Regions from separate parts of the Mus musculus genome. Here region 2 is linked to region 1. The links are chromatin contacts, found by POLR2A ChIA-PET in ENCODE. All regions are on one chromosome and are shown on one strand. The core of a region is the stretch at or near the end of the contact, and the rest is flanking DNA. Distances in the headings are between cores, read along the strand shown.

Region 1 (3,633 bases), core at 963-3,462:
ACATGGAGGCTCACAACCATCTGTAACAAGATCTGGCGCCCTCTTCTGGAGTATCTGAAGACAGCTATAGTGTACTTACATAAAATAAATAAATAAATCTTAAAAAAAAAAAAGATTTATTTTAAAACTTTTTAGCCAGGAGTGGTGGTGCACACCTTTAATTCCAGCCCTCCAGAGGCAGAGGCAGGTGGCTCCCTGTGATCTTTTAGGCCAGCCTGGACTACATATCAAATTCAATCCAGCAAAAGTTACATACTGAGACCCTGTCTCAAAACAAAACAAAACAAAACAAAACAAAAACCCCACAGATTTTAAACCTTTTATTTTCTATTTATGGATACTTGGTCTGCATGTAAATCTATGCACAGCATGTGTTCCGTGTCTGTGGAGGCCAGAAGGCATCTGAGCCCCTGAGATGAATTATAGATGCCTGGGAGCCACCTTGTAGGTGCTGGGAATTAAACTCAAGTCTTCTGGAAGAGCAGTCGGTGCTTTTTACTGCAAAGCCATCACCCCATTTTTTAATTAAAAATAAAATTAAAGTGTGATTTTTTAAAAATTTTATTTTATTTTATTTTTTGGTATCCAGAGTGAAGGTGCATGCTTTTAATCCCACTAGTCAGGAGGTAGAAGCAGGCAGATCTTTATGAGTTCCAGACTAGCCAGTCCACACAGTGAGCCTTTAAACAAACAAACAAACAAACCAACCAAACCAAACCACCACCACCATGTATGTGTGGTGTGTGTGTGGAGTGTGTGTGGTGTGTATTCCATCTTGTTTTAAGTGTATGGGCATTTTGCCTTTACATGTCTGTACACCAACTGTGTGCCTAGTGCCCTCAGAGGCCAGAAGAGGGAATCAATGCCGCTGGAGTTAGAGTTACATCCTGCTGTTCTCAGGTTCTCTGCAAGAGCAGCAAATGCTCTTAGCCACTATGCCTCTATAATCATTTTGTTTTCCTCCCCAAGCAGGGTTCCATGTAGTCCTGGAAGGTCTCAAACTTGCTTTGTAGCTAAAGATAACCTTGACCTTCTGATCCTCATATCTCCACCTGGCAAATACGGGTGTTGCAGAAGTAATTTACATTATTATTATTATTAATTTAATGTATATGAGTACACGGTAGCTGTCTTCAGACACATCAGAAGAAGGCATAGTATTCAAATACAGATGTCAAGAACCACTATGTGGTTGCTGGGACCTCAGGATCTCTGGAAGAGCAGTTCCTGGAGAGAGAGCATCTCTCCAGGCTCCTTTTTTTGGTGTGTGTGTATTTTTGTATTTATAGGGTGTTTTTGTTTGTTTTTTGAGACAGTTTCTCTATGTAGCCTTGGCTGTCCCGGAGCTCGTTTGGTAGACTAGGCTGACCTCGTACCCAAAGATTCTTCTGCCTCGGCCTTCCGAATGCTGGGATTAAAGACCACCACCTCGAGGCTGAGTTGCTTATTTTTAAAGTAATTTTGTTTCTATGTATTCCAAAGAAGCCATCAATGGTTCACATGTTTCTGGCCCCACAAAATTTGCCAGCTGCTGTTTCTCTCCCAGAGAGCACCTCCAAAGGAACTTCGAAGTACTGGTATAATGCCAAGCTACAAGCACAAGAGAACCTGGATTCTATCCTGGGATCTCCTAAGGCGTGGCCTGGAAGACAGGTGTATACCCACTGGTGTGGGGGACGCTGGCCCAGGTTCTCCAGAAGTAAGGTGGTGGAGACCGGCTGGGATCAGTAGGATCCCACTTGTACGGCACCTGTGCTAGCATGGCGTGTGTGTAGGTCTCCAGGGCCCCCTTCTCCGTGCCTCACTCCCCTCGCAGATACCTGTGTTCCCTCTCCGCCCCAGCTCTCTTCCGGGTCCCCACTCTTTTTACTAAGGTTCTTCTCTCTTCTGCACTTTTTTTCTCGGGATCCTCCACTCTCTTCTTCGGTCCTCCCGTCTGCTCTCCATGTCCTCTCCGCTCTTCTCTCCTTTAGGGTCCCTCACTCTCCGCTCCCTTCGATCCCCACACAATTCCCACCCCTGGCGCTCCGCCCTGCGCAGCCACAGGGACACGGGACTGGAACCGTGGCGGCGATCAGGCGTCGCCCTCCACGCGCCGCCCGCGGGCAGCCCCCGCGGGTCCCTAGACTAGCCGGGTGCGGATTGGCCGCAGAGCTCGGGAAGTGCGGGCTCCTGGAACCACCGACCAATGGGAACCAGGGGCGGGACCGAGGCGCTGGCGCCGGAAGCGGGGAGGCGACGAAGGGACGTCGCGTCGCCGCGCCGGGTCTCGAGCAGCTGCCAGAGCCGCCGGACGGATCGCTGCCCCCGCCGCGCCATGGCCGAGAGTGACTGGGACACCGTGACGGTGCTGCGCAAGAAGGGCCCCACGGCCGCACAGGCCAAGTCTAAGCAGGTGCTCAGCCAGCGGGGGGCGGCGGGAAGCTGCCGGGCCGCACGGCGCTCTGCGGTCGCTGGGCCGAGCCGGGGAATCCGGCAGTGGGTGGGGACCCGAACGGATCTTTCGAGGGTGGAGACCTTGGGGGACAACAGGTACTCCTTGGAGATGGAGTACGGGAAAAGACTGGGGTAGAGGGCAGCTGACCTGCGCGAGGCTGGGGCAAAGGTCGGAGCAGGGGGATGGGAATGTGGCCTGGGCTCTGGACTGGGACAGGCCTGGGTGAGGACCTGGATGGAGATGAAAACAGGATTGAGAACAGGTGCAAGTGTGGGTCAGAGAACCTGGCTGGTCACTAAATGTGGGGTGGGCAACGTGGGCATTAGGCGCAGGAAACTTGGGAACCAGGGTAGGGGCAGTCCTGCTGAAGGTTTTGCCCTTACCTGGTATCAGCCTGTGCTGGCATCACTGGTGGCTTCCTGCCCATGATGCCCACCCAGGCGATGTCAGCCTATAAAGAGGGCTGTGTGAGACATTGGTCTGATGTCCTCTCCATAGGTGAACTCTGTGTCCCTGAGCCCTGGATGCTGTGGTTCCCTAAGTGGTACTGACCAGAGCTGGAGTTATTTGCCATAGTTGAAGCCAAGTCCACAGTCCTCTTTTCAGGAGAACTTGGAATCATCCTTAAGTGTGTAGAAAGTCTGAGCATATTACACAGAGACGCTCACATGCCACTCCTCTGAAGCAGGATGTTAATACTCAGTTACTGTGGCCCAGGCATCATCGTTAGTGGTCCTACTTCCCAGGGAGACTACTGAGACTACTGTGGGGTGTGTCATTTCTCATTAGGAACCGTACTGGCCGAAGAAGCCAGGGCAGCATTCCACACCTTTCTGCTTTATAGCAGAGTTTGGAAGAAAACTAGCTCTGTTTCCAATAAAGAACCTGGTCGCCTGTACTGTGTGTGCGCATGCACGTGCTCTGATATTGATTTCTGGGTCTAGTGTATCTAGCACTAAGAAGGCTTGAATCAGCCTTCTGAGGGCTAGGATCACAGTCCTGTGCCACCATACCCAGCTCACACCTGTCTTAGTGTAAAAGTGAGTTGGTTCTTTTAGCAGTAGTTCAATGCATGTTATCTAGATATGTGTGTACAGTGTACCCCTGTTTCTTTGGGGACACATTCTGAGGCTGCTCAGTAGATGCCTGAAACTGAGTTGTGCTGGATCCTGTATGTAGTGTGTGTTCTCCTACTC
Region 2 (3,752 bases), core at 1,159-3,658, 51 kb after region 1:
CACTTTAACATCCACACTTACTGTGATAATAAAGTCAACACATTTCTGAATGTATGCCAGCTACAGTGGTGCACCCCTTTAATTGTAGCACTTGGGAAGCAAAGGCAGGCAGGTCTCTATGAGTTCAAGGCCACTCTGGTCTACAACGTGAGTTCCAGAACTGCCAGAGTTACATAGAGTGATGCCTCCCTCCTCCCTAGTCTAATGTCTTAACTCTGATCAGCTCCATTCTGGGGTAGGGGCTGACTCCAACTTTTTCAGTATTGTTTAAAAACCAAACCAACCCAATCCAACCCAGTCCCCCAGTCTATTATGAAAACATTATCACCAGTGACTGACAACAAGTGCTTACTCAGGGCTTACTGCACTCGGACCTATTCCTTTGCTTACCTTTGCTTTGTAACTCCCACGTCTACCTTTGCAGCTTAAGCTCCACTTATCTACAGAACACCCTGCAGTGACTGTTTCTGTGAGATCCTCTGCTCAGCCAGCTGTCCATCCCACACTGACCATGAGCACAGCGCATTCTGGCCTGCGCAGGGCCAGGTCATCAGCTCAGTGCTGCTCTTTAGTATACTCTCTTTACTCTGGTGGCATAGTTCCCTCTTTTTGCTTCTGAAATTCAGACCACTCCCAGTGATCTATGGTTGTTAAAATTCTGGTTTTCTTTGAGTTTGTTCTTTTTTCCATTGCTTTTTTGAAACAGGGTCTCACTATGTAGCCCATGCTGTCCTGGATTCCATTAGGGTCCAAAAAGGACCCAGCTGCCCCTGCTTCCCAAGTGATGGGATTAAAGGCTCGTCCAGCTTTCCCTGCCTCAGTTATTCATTCTCCTGACATATTGCAAAAGATTGTTGTGCTGCCTTCCCGAGCCACCCAGACAGCATTCTGCAACAGACAATTCAAAATGTGGAGACTCTTACAAGAATCCCGAATCTGTATTTATTATATTGCAGGTTTGTTCCTTTAAGTAAGGCATCTTGGAAAATATGGAAGACTTCAGCTCTTCTAGACCCCTCCTCTTTAGAACCCCAGGGCGTGGGTCCAGTGGGTAGTAAGTTTAGAAAGCAAGAAGCTCCTAGTTCAGGCCTAATTTCTAGAATTGGGCTGCAAATTAATACTATATAAAAATAACGAAAGAATCCAAACATAGATTCCAAAGAACACAAACCACTGAATATTTGACTCAATTCTCTTCCTCAGTCAAGAGAAATACAAACTTCCAAGTTAACACACATACACTGTTTGCTTCTAAATTTGCACAAAAAATCCTCCTAGTAAGTTTCATAATGTTACATTATTACCTAAATATCACTGACCCTGTGAGGCACAGCTTACAGTGAACTGTGTGTATGTGCCAGTGCATGTATGTGTGCGCGCACGCGCTTCAAAAATGTTGCAGTATAGAAATAGTTTAGAAGTAAACAATATCAGACCACGACATTGCCCAAGAATCTTTTGATTGTTCAACCTGCAAATGGAAAAACTCTAAAGAGGTCAAGAGAACCGTGTGCTTCTCGCTGCACAACATACATAATTTATAACGAAGGGCAGAGCGGACTTTTCTTCTTGTGGGGTCAGGGATGCAGAGTTAAGAGCCTCTTGAAATTAAAAAAAAAAAAAAAGCATATCCCTTACAAAACAAAAAACAAAAAAACAAAATCAAGGCTCAAGGCCCACAGGCGACCGACTTTCAGGAGCCTCCGACTTTCAGGAGCCTCAAGTGAGAGCAGGCGCGGGGGGCGGAGAGGAGGCAGGCACACGCAGCCCCGCGCGCGCACCCTCGGGTTATGTAATGGTCTCTCTCCGCAGGGTACCCGCGCCAATCAGGGTCCTCCACCGCTGCTCCGCTAGTGTCGCCGCACAGCTGTTCTCTGGAGGTCTCCTGTCAGGTGATGTCCCTCAAGGAACGACCACTACTCAGAACCCAGGGACCCGTCCGCCCCTACCCTCTGATTCTTCCAGACCCTAGTAGGCTGGGTGGCCGCCCCGGGCCCTGCCAGCCGCCCCGGCCTGCCCGACGGCGCGGCCCGCACTCACTGTTATACTGAACCCCCTTAGCGAAGCGCCTCTGCAGCGCCTGGTTCATGGACTGCAGCCCGGCGGGGATGTTCTTGTCCCGGCCTGGGGCCTGCTCCGACCCCACCAGCTTCTTCAACGCGGAGAACATGTTCCTGCTGGACGTGCGAGCCGGGCTGGCCTGCGAGCTCAGCAGCGGCAGCAGCACAGCGCACCCCGCACCATGTCCGGCCGGCCCAGGCTTCCCCCGAGGCCGGAGCGGGCGCGGCCTCGAGCGAGGTTCTGGGGCCTCAGCCTCTGTGGCTCCGCTCCGGCTTCCACGGCCCTCGGCGCGGCAGCCAGGCACCCGTCAGCGCCGCCATCTTGGCGCCGGCGCGGCTACGGGACGCTAAAAGGGACACGTAGCCGCCGCATGCGCAGAGAGCGCACTAGGTCCCGCCCTTTTCTAGCATCTCCACCTCGCCGCCACCAACCCCCTCTGGTCCAACGATCAGCTTCCCGGTCCTCAAGAGTCCCGAGGTTTCTCCTTCCTCTAGTGTAGTTCTGGAAAAATGTTTATTTCTGTACTACAGCCCAGACAGGTTTACTTTTTCTTCTTTTTGGCTCCCTTGAGCTTCGCCTCGATCAGCTGTTGGGCCTGTTTCTTTATCTCCGCCCGCGAAGGGACGTAACTATGGTCCACATCCGCAAACTGGAAGGTTTCTGAACAGGCAAGAAAAGGAGTGGCTGCCACCCTCTTTCCAGAAGCCTCCCACCTCTACCTGTTGGCGTTTGCTGCCATAGGCCATCTCCTGCCGGGAGCTCATTTCAGACATGTATCAATGACTGGAGACCCCTGCCCTAAGTCACCTAAGGCCAGGTGCCAGACAACTAGGATTTGCCAAGATTATCCACACTAGCTGTCCTTATCCTTTCACCCCACCTTGCCTCTGTAGCAGAAATTCTTCTAAAAGTTCGGTCTGGGCTCCCTTCTGGCCCATCCCATGATATACGTCCCTTTTGTCTCAGAAAAAGAAACCTCTGTAACGTCTATCGATTAAAACCTTTCCCTTCAGCGCCCAGTCACCATGTATGCCATCTCTTGTCTTGAGTTCAGACCCTATCTAGTTGCAGCTATTGTTCTTGTCGTCCTTCTCCATCTTCCTGTGGCCGGCATGTAGAGCCTCACCTATCATGTCCTCCTCTGGGTCCTCAAAGGTAATTCTGGTATTATGTTTCTCTTTTAGAGTTGATGACTCCAAGGTGTCCCTCACCTTTGTGTCAACCTGCAGGGCAGCACCCATTATCATCTTGGAGAGCACATGGGCTTTGTGGGGACCCCTCCATGGCCCAGGGTTACCTCCTCATTTCTGGACAACGTTTGCATGCGCTCAGCCAGGTAGATAAGCTTTCCCTCACAATAATCCAGCTTGCCGTACACATCAAGAGTGTTAGAGACTGCTATTTCTTTCTGTGGGTCAGAGGAGCAGCTGGTTTTCCTGTGGTCCCACACAGGGACCCTGTACACAGCATCTCCTCCCCGGGGGCTGATACCTGGAAGGTTGGCAAGGTGATGCCGATGAGCCGGATGTAGAGGTTGTCAATACCTGTCTGGATGACCAGCAGCAGCTGCTGGCCCTTATTCATGTTGTTTTGGGCCTGCTTGAGTCTTGCTTCTTCCTCTTCTAGCATGTTCTTCATCTTCTTCTGGATAGAGTTAAAGCTATGGGGGAGGTAAGCACAGCAGTGAGGAG

What was found. ChIA-PET counts read pairs that join two places held with the same protein, here RNA polymerase II (POLR2A).
Region 2: POLR2A ChIA-PET joins it to region 1 with 11 read pairs in Patski. The contact joins the promoter of Rabl6 here to the promoter of Edf1 in region 1. POLR2A ChIA-PET finds 5 or more read pairs at or near these places in 2 of 5 experiments (Patski and embryonic stem cell).

What each region holds. Positions count from the first base shown.
Region 1 is chr2:25,555,635-25,559,267 of GRCm38, forward strand. Edf1 (endothelial differentiation-related factor 1) reads left to right here and starts at 2,213. Exons shown (of 5, transcript NM_021519.2): 1 at 2,213-2,395. The coding sequence starts at 2,318. Gm35476 (a long non-coding RNA gene) reads right to left here and starts at 1,894. Exons shown (of 4, transcript XR_866044.3): 1 at 1,821-1,894.
Region 2 is chr2:25,606,073-25,609,824 of GRCm38, forward strand. It overlaps Rabl6 (RAB, member RAS oncogene family-like 6), which reads right to left and starts at 2,409. Exons shown (of 15, transcript NM_001024616.2): 1 at 2,041-2,409. The coding sequence starts at 2,170. Ccdc183 (coiled-coil domain containing 183) reads right to left here. Exons shown (of 14, transcript NM_029859.1): 11 at 3,553-3,721; 12 at 3,359-3,469; 13 at 3,188-3,284; 14 at 2,557-2,721. The coding sequence ends at 2,603. It overlaps Fcnaos (a long non-coding RNA gene), which reads left to right and starts at 3,258. Exons shown (of 8, transcript XR_003954003.1): 1 at 3,258-3,397.